2 separate regions of the Homo sapiens genome follow, and region 1 is linked to region 2. A link is an interaction called in ENCODE POLR2A ChIA-PET data of the cell type or tissue named here. Cell type or tissue: CD4-positive, alpha-beta T cell. All regions are shown on one strand. Each heading gives the region's core, and the rest is flanking DNA. Links, peaks and the distances in the headings are about the cores only.

Region 1 (5,374 bases), core at 225-5,224, 870 kb after region 2:
GGGCAACAAGTCTGTAAATCAGTTGTTCAGCATTCCTTCCTGAGGTGGAATACTCCACAACCTTGGTTTGATACTTGGATTTCCTAAGGCCAGTTCCTGGAATTTGTTAAGTAAAAGACATGGTTGAACATGGTGTCAGTGAGATGGTGGTGTGGGGTTTGTGATCAGTGGGAATTCATGAAAGAAAGTTCAGTGCTGGTGAGCTGCAGCCAAGCCCCACTCCCAGTCTGTCTCAATTTGGCTGATCTAGCTGGCTAGGCCTGTGTCCCCTTCTCTCTTTACCGTTCCATGTGCGTCCCTCCTAAAGCTGCGCACTTGGTTTAACCACCCAACGGGTTCTTCTTGCCCGCTGCCCAGATACAGCAAGTTTATCAAGACACAGGAATTGCAATAGACAAAGAGTTTGATACAAGTAGAGCCAGCTAAACAGGAGACAGGGGTTTTATTATTACTCAAATCAGCCTCCCTGAAAATTTGGAGGCTAGGGTTTTTTAAAGGTAGTTTGGCGGGCAGGGGGCTCGGGAAGCGGGAATGCTGATTGGTTGGGTCGGGGATGAAATCATAAGGAGTTGAAGCTATCCTCTTGCACTGAGTTGGTTCCTGGGTGGGGGCCAGAAGACCAGATGAGCCAGTTTACTGGTCTGGGTGGTGCCAGCTGATCCATCAGAAGGCAGGGTCTGAAAAATACCTCAAACACCCATGTTAGGTTTTACAATAATAATATTATCTACAGGAGCAATTGGGGAGGTTCATGATCTCGAGGCCTTTGGCTGCATGACTCCTGAGCCGTCATTTCTAATCTTGTGGCCAATGTGTTAGTTTTACAAAGGCTTTCTGGTCCCCAGGCAAGGAGTGGGTTGGTCTCAGGGAGGGGCTGTTATCATCTTTGTTTCAAAGTTAAACTATAAACTAAATCCTCCCAAAGTTAGTGCTCCCTATGCCCAGGAATGAACAAGGGCAGCTGGGAGGTTAGAAGCAAGATGGAGTCAATTAGGTCAGATTTCTTTCACTGTCATAATTTTCTCACTGCTATAATTTTTGCAAAGGTAGTTTCAGAAGAGGACAACCTTCCCCAATAGAGGAGGACTGTTCTTTGGTCAAGGGTATACGAGTAGCTGCGCTCCCCTGCTAGAACCTCCAAACAAGCTCTCAAGGTCCATTTGTAGGAGAATGTAGGGTAGTCAAACTTCCAAGACTCCAGACACATCCAAATGAGGTGTTGCATGCGGCAGTGTGCCTTTCTTAAAAAAAAAAAAATAATAATCTCATGAAAGCTGTGAACACTTCCACCAATCTGTAGAGACCTACACAGACAGACACATGTAATTTTGCATGTAAGGAGTTCATAGACCCTGCAGGCTCACTGATGGGCCTCTTGATCCACAGGGCTTGTTCCTATCAGCTTTCACGCCTCTGGCACCCCTTTTCCTAGCATAATCCTCTAAAGCCAGGCCCATATCCCCTCCAGCCTAGTGTAGCCCCTCTCCTCCCCTCCCTTCCTGGCACAGTCTTTTTTTTTTTTTTTCCCCATCATTCACTCTTTTCCAAAGCTAAGCTGGCTGCTAGCCAAGGCTCACATTGTGATGTTAGGAAACCAAATGCAGGCAGAGAAAATGAAACCTTACTCCATCTGGATTCCAAAGCTTTTATCTGACATGGAGTTCCCCTCCTGACTTCAGACTGTGGGCAGCAGCTCTGGCTGTTCCAGTGCTCTTAAAAACATGCCCAAAGCAGGGACATTCCCCCCATCCTCTAGAAATCTGGGATCCCAAGAGAAGCCTGAGGCAAAGTCATTTCCTCCTGATGAAACTTAATTTTCCCCATCTGCAAATTGGAGGTTACTTCCTGGTTGTTTCTCTCCTTCTTTGCCCCTGTTCACAAGTCTAAATATTCCCCACCTGAGACTGGAAGCTATCTCACTCTTTGTTTCTGAAGGACCCTGCATGGGGTAGGTGCTTCATTGGTGCTGGTTGGAGGATCTGCCAGAGGCAATAGGGTGCAAGCCAAGACCTTGTAGCAGGCTCAGGGGACTTCCCAGGAGGAGGCAGAATTTGAACCCAAGACTCTACAACATCCTGGCCTCGATTTTTGGTCCAGCTCTGGTTGGTTCTTTCTGTGTTATTCTGTTCTGCTCCTCAATTCCTCTCCCCTCCCCTCCCCCTCCTCTCCCCACCCCTTCCCCCACCCCCTCCCCCTCCCCTCTTCTGTCACCTTGCACTGTGCACTTTAATGCACATTGCACTATGTCAAGGTACTAACTTTGACAACTGCTCTCATAATTCCAACCACATTCAGGCTGAGGGTTGCAGCTTGGCTCCCCCTCACTCTTCTCACCTTCACCACACAGGACATTGGCTGTGCACAGCCACTTGTTTATTGCAGCTGGAGACCACATGCGGTGTGTTTGTTGATCAGAGCAGCGCTCACCTGCCTCTGGTTACTGGAGGAGCCTGTCACAAGATATCTTGGGGGTGGGGTGACCACGGGAACAAGGCCCGTGGAGAAGCATCAGTTCTTCCAAAATGGCTGGGTGCCAGATGACTTCAGACTGTCCTTCTCCTGATACCTTGGGGTCTGTTTTTGTTGTTGTTGTTGTTTTCCTCTGCATGTTGGTGGCTGGTGGCTTCCCCTCTATTGGTGTATACCCCCTCATGAAGTACTCTTCAAGAACTCTTATTGCTGGAGCACTGCTGTCCCCTGCACACCCCACCCCTGCCCTTGGCCCCACTGCCTCCAGGCCCCAGGAGAAAGCCTGGTAAAGCAGGACAAACTTGGGGTTGAAATCAGATAGCGCATACTTTCTGTATGTCGTTTTTTGTTTGATTTTTCTTTAGAGATGTTGCCCAGGTGGGAATGCAGTAGCTGATCATTGCTTACTGTAACCTCAAACTCTTGTGCTCAAGCAATCCTCCCGCCTTGGCCTGCTGTGTAGCTGGGACTACAGGTGCATGCCACCATGCCTAGCTATTTTTTTAAAAAAATGTTTTCTATTGAATGTGGCTTTTGTGGCAGAATTTTTTTTTTTTCCCTAAAGAGGGGATCTCACTATGTTGCCTAGGCTGGTCTCAAACTCCTAGCTTCACGTGATCCTCTCACTTTGGCCTCCCAAAGTGCTGGGATTACAGGTGTGAGCCACCACATCCAACCCTTTCTGTATGACTTTTTTTTTTTTTTTTTAGATGGAGTCTCACTCTGTTGCCCAGGCTGGAGTGCAGTGGCACGATCTTGGCTTACTGCAACTTCCGCCTCCCAGATTCAAGTGATTTCTGGCTAATTTTTGTATTTTTAGTCGAGACAGCATTTCGCCTTGTTGGCCAGGCTGGTCTTGAACTCCTGACCTCAAGTGATCTGCCCGCCTTGGCCTCCCAAAGTGCTAGGATTACAGGCGTGAGCCACCATGCCTGGCACTTTTCCATATGTCTTTGAACAAATTATTAACTCTTTTTCACCTTGGTTTGCTTTCTGGAAATGGGGCTGAGAATACCTAACTCCTAGGATACGTCAAAGGATTAAATGAGGCAATCAGTAAATTGCCCAACACCATTTCTGGCACAAAGTAGATACTTGGAAAACAATTCCTTCCCTTTCTTTCCCCAAATGTCAAGGTGCCAGCATTTCTTCCCTCAATGGCTTCCCCTCCCAGTAGAGATGTTCATCTCACCGAGAGTTAGAAGGCATGGCGGTGGGGGAGGGGAAGTTGGGGATTTTCTGTGAGCTGTCAGGCACCGTGCTAGACACTACACATTATTTCACTTATTAGGAAGAAACACACAGAAAATGGTGATGACTCAGACCTGCCCTGAGCTCTCCTGCCCTCAATGCAGTGGGCTACAGACACTCAGCCCCATGCTCTGTCCTTCACTGGATTTCTGTCTCTCAGAGCCTGGCCACGGAGGGGGATGTGATCCTTCTCCCTTCTGGCTGTCCTTGCAGGCTAGCCCACATACCCCTTTTCAAAGAGTTTCACAGAGAGGCTTAGGAAGGAAGCCTTAGAAAGGAAGTGACAAAGTTTCAGAATCTTACAGGATTCTGTAGTTGTAGTCTGGATCTGCTCTTTTTTAGCTTGTCCTGGGAAGCCCCTTGGCTTCTTGCCTATTACTTCCATTCTCAGGGACGGGGGTCCCAGTCCCCTGCTTCCCCACTATGCTGCTTGCCCTGCTTTCTAGTGTTCAGGTTAGAATATTAGGGCCCTTAGAACCTTCCTAGGCATTCATTGCATTTTTGAGGCTCTCCAGCTTGCATGAAAAAGTCCCCTTGGGGAATTTCCTCAAATTAGGGTTTGGAAATTCTGCACCGTAGTCATTCCTTCTAGTGTCAGCTTTGGGTGGTGAAAAGAGCAAGGAATGGGAATTAAGAGACCTAAGCTCTAGTCCCATTGTAGCTCCAAACCCACTTGTTACATTTTGGCAAACCACTTGCCCTTTGTAGGCCTAAGTTTCCTCATCTGTGAAATGAGGGTCTGACAATGTTATTTATTTCCCTCTTAGTTAAAAGATACAAAAGTAAAGGATTTCTAGTATACTAGAGTGAGATTTGGGGGTAAGTTTCCTGTTTGCTCCTAAAATCAGTTCACATTACTTCTCCTATGGGTAAGGCTGAGGGAGTAACATACCTTCTTTCCCTCGTATCCATCAAAGGCCTAGGACTCACTTTACCATTTAGCTCATGAACTTCTGTGAGCAGCACTGTCCTCCTCCGCTTACCCACTCATTCCTACCTTTTCACACATCCCTTCACTCCATCCTGTCCAGCACGCGTCTATTCATTCATCTATTCCTTCATATCTGCATCTTGTGTCTGTTAAAATTCTTTGTATTCATGGCCAGGCACAGTGGCTCATGCCTGTTATCCCAGGACTTTTGGAGGCTGAGGTGAGAGGATCGCTTCAGAAGTTCAAAACCAGCCTGGGCAACATAGGGAGACCCTGTCTCTACAAAAAATTTAAAAATTAACTGGGTATGGTGGCACACACCTGTGGTCCCAGCTACTTGGGAGGCTGAGGTAGAAGGATCACTTGGACCTGGGAGATTGAAGCTGCAGTGAGCCATGATCACACCACTGCACCCCAGCCTGGATGACAGAGTGAGACCCTGTCTCAGGAAAAACAAAAAAACAAAAAAACAAAAAAACACACACACACATTATTTGTTCATAAGTGGAGAAAACTTTTGTGGACTGGGAGTGTGGAAAAAACAGTCAACATGCATTTTTCCTGTTCTCTTACACCATAATAATACAGAAGACTTCTGTGACAAAATATGTAGGGGTTTCTTCCCACACACCAAGTAAGCAATTAGTTCTGCAGTGGACACAGCCGGGTGTCCACCAGTTAATTCAACTGTGACACCATCTACCTGGAAATAGCCTCAGAAAC
Region 2 (5,374 bases), core at 318-5,317:
TCCAAGGACCCCAAAGCAGTCACCACATCATAATTTTGGTGACTGACCTCATGAAGGGTAGGAACAGAGACAGGATGAGTACCTGGCATGGTGCTCTGCATTGCAAAATATACTAGAATCTCTTCCTGACCCACGATTCTGTGCTCAGGAGCAAACAGACACAGACCAACCAATCAGTGTGATATAGTACTAGATAGAAGTATAGTAGAAGGAGTGCTGGTTTGAGTCATATGACCCTAATTTTGAATCTTGACTCCTCTGCTGTTAATGCTAAATAATATCCAGCAAGTTGCTTACCACTCTGAGCCCGTTTGCCCCTCCATTAAGGGGAGAGAGCAGTCCTACCCCACAGGGGTCCTGTAGAGGTTAAATATGGCCGCACATGAAACCCAGCATGGTGCTGGCCCTTCTCCCCTGGAGACTTCTGCTTGCCCACAAGAGGCACATTTCCCTGGCAAGTACTCCTCTATACACAACCTTGGCCACAGCTCCCTGGTCTGTGCTCTGGACTGGCCCTGCCTGGCTAATTGTCTGACCTCCTTCCCTTGACAATGGCTACAGTGTGCTAGAAGCAAGGAAAGAACAAGACTTTAACAGCAGGACCACAAGCCTGCCCTCCGGCAGCTCTTAGAAAGTCAAGAGACTGGAAATACAATGGGCCATGAGGCTTCTCCGTCTCCACTGTGACCTCACAACTCCTTATAAATACACTGACCGCTTCACTAGTTAACCTGGAACACTAACACTAAACCCTACCCCAAAAATATAATTTCGGAAGCACTATCATCACACATTTATTCTCTCTCCACTCGACTCTGCTAAGAGGTTCCGAAGAACACCAGTGAAAGAGGAAAGGTGAAGACACAGACCCAAGCAGAGGCCCCACCTGGGTCTCATCCTCAGCAGGTACTCTGGCCACGCTCTCCAGGTAGACGGGTTCCTCTTGATCCTGAGACACATGGCCATTGGCCTGTGGGAAGAGAAAAGTAACATCACATCTAGAGATGTCCCAGAGATCTGCATAGCATGGGCCTCTTTTCAACTCACACAATGTCCAGAATGTACTCCCATCATGCCCAGAAATCCGGAGCCTCTTACAGCATCATTACAAAAGCCTGCTCTCTCATACCAACTTTGTCAAGCAGAGAAACAACAAAAATACATTTCAATAGACAAAGCTGCCCTCTAGAACAAAACTGCATTAATTCTGCACACACCAGGATGGCAGTAGCCACAACTCATCATCAATTTAATCTCAGCTTGAGCACCACAGGTGAAGGGAAGGTCATTGTGTCCATTCCACTGCTGGACTGCTCTCTATCTGGCATCAAGGTTTTTCTTGACACTGATCCAAAATTGCCATCCCTATCCCTGGTTCTGCTCCTCAGACCATAGTCTCCTGGGGTTTTTGTTTGTTTGTTTTTTGTTTTTCCCAAACTGTTTATACCATGTTTTCCCCTCCTTCACACTAAATCTCCCTGGCTTCCTTATCTGACACTGATGGGACAAAGTTTCCAGATCATCACCACCCTAGTCTCTTTCTTTTCTGCCTAGTAACTACTCTCACATTCTGGAAATGTGCTCCCCATGTTGAGCACACTATTATTAAGTGCTATGTCCAGACCTAGTCAAAGAGTATTTTAATGTATCTAAGAATCTATTAGCCTAACACTATATAAAACACTGCCTATGCTTACGGAATTTCATTATGCTTAGAATTCTCACTTCTCAAAAGGTTCCTCCTGAGTACTCTTTTAGGAGGTTTGGCCAAAGAGTAGGCAGAACTGTTAGCCTCCTAATTCCATCACCATTTAAGCCACAAACCCCTTAAGTAGATCCTCTTCGCCCACTGCTCCCTGCAGGCAAAGGGCCTGCTGTGAGCTCAGAGCAAAGAGGTGTCTGAGCTCACAGGCCTTTTCCACCAGATTCTGGGGATGCCAGTGAAGGGACAATCTGGGAAACCAAAGACACCCACCGACCCCAGCCACTCACCCCACATTAGGATTCATAATATGGAGCTAATCAAGAAGAGGCAACCAACTGCAATGGAAATGAAAAGCAGAAGTAACAAAATGCCAAATCAAGGCAAGATCAAATGCATAGTACACATGTATGGGGATGGATCCAAATCAATGTCTTCATCAACAACGTTTTCTCTTAGCTTACTGTAGATCCTCACTGGTCTCTCAGGTAGTGTTACCTTGGAATTACCCTGGAATCCTTCAGAGCCTAACCTGTTCCTAAGTAGCTATCTTTCAGATGTCCTGTTTCCTAGAAAGAGAAACGACCTCATGCTGCAAAGCATGCTCTTGTCTTTCCAGTTTGCCCACTGGCTAAATAAAAATCCAAAACTAGTACCTGTCCACAGTTGTGCTTATTGTATATACTTCCTTGCCTAGCAACTATTGATTGCTAGGGCACTAAAGGTGAAAGAGAGAACTCTGGTTGAGCAAGTATTATAAGGAAATTTACATTCTAGGTGCAGCTCACTTATGAACTTGTCAGACAGTACTGCGTAAGTTACTTAATTCTTCCATGCCTGTTTTTCCTGCTTGCAAAGTGCAGCTCTCACCAGAACAGGGGATGTAAGCAGACACTAAGGTCTCTTGAAAATCTCAGAGGAAAAGTACCCACTTAGATCTTGTATGTAGGGTGACCTTTAGGTGCAATCTGGAAATTTCTGGTTAATGACAGGAAGCTTATCATCTTTCATTGAAAAATCTACCTGAAAAGTTTGCTTGGTTTTTTGTTTTTGTTTTCTGAGACAGGATCTCACTCTGTTGCCCAGGCTGGAGTGTGGTGGCATGATCATGGTTCACTGCAGCCTCGACCTCCCAGGCTTAAATGATCCTCCCACCTCAGCCTCTTGAGTAGCTACAGGCACCCACCACCACGCCCAGCTAATTTTTGTATTTTTTGTAGAGACAGGTTTTTGCCATGTTGCCAGGCTAGTCTCAAATGCCTGGGCTCAAATGATCCGCCTGCCTCAGCCTCCCAAAGTGCTGGGATTACCAGGCATGAACCACCACGCCCAGCCAAGGTTCTTTACAGAAAAAGAATTCCTCAAGTTCTTCTCCTGGCTCCTTATACATAGAGTGGAAAAAAAAAAAACACAAGCAAAGGGAAGAATATATAGCAGGAGTTTAAATCTGTCTAGCAGACCAAGAGTCAGAGCTTAGGAAAGAATTAAAGTCCAGCTGCGGAGAAAAACATGTTCAGGCCAAAAAGGGAGTTAAATGATTTTACTGCAGTTAAATTATGCTATCACATTGGCCTTTATGCCTCAGTGGTTGTCAAGAGCTGAATCAGGGGGCCCAGTCCTGGCAAAGGAGGTGATCATAAACAAGTGGCAGCAGCCATCCACATCATGTGTGGGAACCAACAGCACTAGCACTATACCAGCTCTAAGTAACTCAGAGCTCTTTTAGACATGGTATCACGCATTCAGGTCTCTCAACATCCTGGCAAGATCAAAAGTGGTCTGTGATTACTAACCTCATTTCATTGTTGTAGGCTCAACATTTGCCCAAGGGGATCAAGAAGTCAGTGACAAAAGTGGATGTGGAAATTGGATCTTGTAGTTCCTAATTCCCCCATATTGCCCAAGCCCTATAGATCAAGGGTCCCCAACCCCTGGGCCACAGACTGGTACTGGTCCATGGCTTGTTGGGAACCCGGATGCACAGCAGGAGGTGAGTGGCTGGCAAGTAAGCATTACTGCCTGAGCTTTGCCTCCTGTCAGATCAGCGGTGGCATTAGATTCTCATAGGAATGTGAACTCTGTTGTGAACTGCGCATGCGAGGGATCTAGGATGCATGCTCCTTATGAAAATCTAACTAATGCCTGATGATCTGGGTAGAATAGTTTCATCCCAAAACCAACGCACCCCAGTCTGTGGAAAAATTGTCTTCCACAAAACGAGTCCTTGGTGCCAAAAAGGTTAGGGGCCGCTGCTATAAATAACAGAGTCACTTAAGGCACTTATGCAACATCATCACTTCTTATACAACAATTATGTCCACTGGCCTCACTCTAATCCAGTAGTTAGTTGGTCTACCTGTCTACCTTCCCTCTTCTGGGGGCTTTTTGAGGACAGAGACAGTTTATTACTCATTTCTATACTCCCCAGACCTGGGTCATGATTCAGTTGATGTGCTGCTCTTAGCTTACCACTTCCAAGCCCCCCAGGATAATGAAGAAGCAGCATGCAAGTACAGCGTGCCAACTACTCCTGCTTCCAGCCAGTGACTGGTAAGAGAAGCAGTGTCTTTGTCTGTTTCCCCACCCTCCCTTGCCTCCATATAGCCCTTTGCTTTCCTATATTCCTTGTGATGGTTACTAAGGAACTAAGTTTCCAATCCAGCCAATGAAGACTGCAACAAAGGAGTTAAGTTGAAAGACAAATTGGAACAGAACTAAATTTGATGGCTTAATGGTTACTTTTCTCAAAATATTTCTGGAATGATGAACTTTAAAAAATGTCTAACTAGGATATGTGTGTATTAAAAACAAAAAACAAACAAAAAAATTGGTACTGTGCATATCACCTCTGAAGAAAGCCAAAACATGAGTCTGATACCCAGAAAACACTTGGTGCACCAGTAGTCAGAAAGGCTTCACATAATCAAGACACTTAGCCTTATACCCCATTCTCACAACAAAGGCAGGAGAGGAAAATGAAAATGAGCCCTCAAACTGGCACAGACTGGCAGAGACTACAAATGGGCCCTTACCTGCTGATTCTCCTGAACCTGGGCTGGGGGAACAGAGGTGGCTTGTGCAGATGAAGAGGGGAGGTTGGGTGAGGTAGGTGGAACCATGCTGGAGTGAGGCTGGGTCAGGAAGGCCTGCTGCTCAGGAAAGTCTGGGGACAAGGTGGAGGCACGAGTCCTGTCCTCCTGGGAGATTACAGGCTGCTGGCCAAGGACCAAGAGCACCAGCTCTTCTTTCTCCCGGCACATTTCGGTAGAGATGTCATGGAGGCTGAGATAGTCCCTCAAGTCCTTCACCTTCATCTTCATGAGCTCCTCTCGCTGAAAGGCTGTAGCTCGAAACCGTTGGCAGAGAAGGCAGAGGCGGGGCCCATTCCCTACTTGGCTCGAACAGGTCATGCAAAAATTTTTCTTACAGTCCAAGCAGGTCTGCTGCTTAGAGCAAAAGACACAGGAAACCATGTCAGATTGAGAGAACAAGACAGAGAGTGCGATGGGAGCTTCAGAGCTGCCAAGCCCAGCAGGATCTCCTCCAGTCACTCTTACTTTTACTAAGCTCTCTCATATATCTAAGGGTGCAAGCCACTTTCAGATTTTAGATTAAAAGCCACTCGGGTGGAAGACCTCCACTATGTATTGTGTATATCCATGTACAGGACAC

The links. Peaks named below come from ENCODE experiments on the same cell type or tissue, not always from the same donor. Only the 100,000 strongest peaks of a DNase experiment are listed, where the experiment ranks them.
Region 1: POLR2A ChIA-PET joins it to region 2 with 5 read pairs; 1 of 35 experiments calls an interaction of 5 or more read pairs at or near these places.

What each region holds. Positions count from the first base shown.
Region 1 is chr17:35,888,560-35,893,933 of GRCh38, forward strand. No RefSeq gene overlaps it. Among named protein-coding and RNA genes, the nearest start is that of CCL5, 11 kb to the left of the region's middle. RefSeq lists a silencer at 3,452-3,652. In CD4-positive, alpha-beta T cell, for the core only: no CTCF peak of the experiment used is centred there; DNase peaks (open chromatin) are centred at 812, 2,402, 2,922, 3,732 and 1 weaker place; H3K27ac peaks cover 975 bases.
Region 2 is chr17:35,016,637-35,022,010 of GRCh38, forward strand. It overlaps RFFL (ring finger and FYVE like domain containing E3 ubiquitin protein ligase), which reads right to left. Exons shown (of 7, transcript NM_001017368.2): 3 at 4,735-5,145; 4 at 887-970. The region is part of intron 5 of RAD51L3-RFFL (RAD51L3-RFFL readthrough); the gene reads right to left. Among named protein-coding and RNA genes, the nearest start is that of LIG3, 39 kb to the left of the region's middle. In CD4-positive, alpha-beta T cell, for the core only: no CTCF peak of the experiment used is centred there; no DNase peak of the experiment used is centred there; H3K27ac peaks cover 767 bases.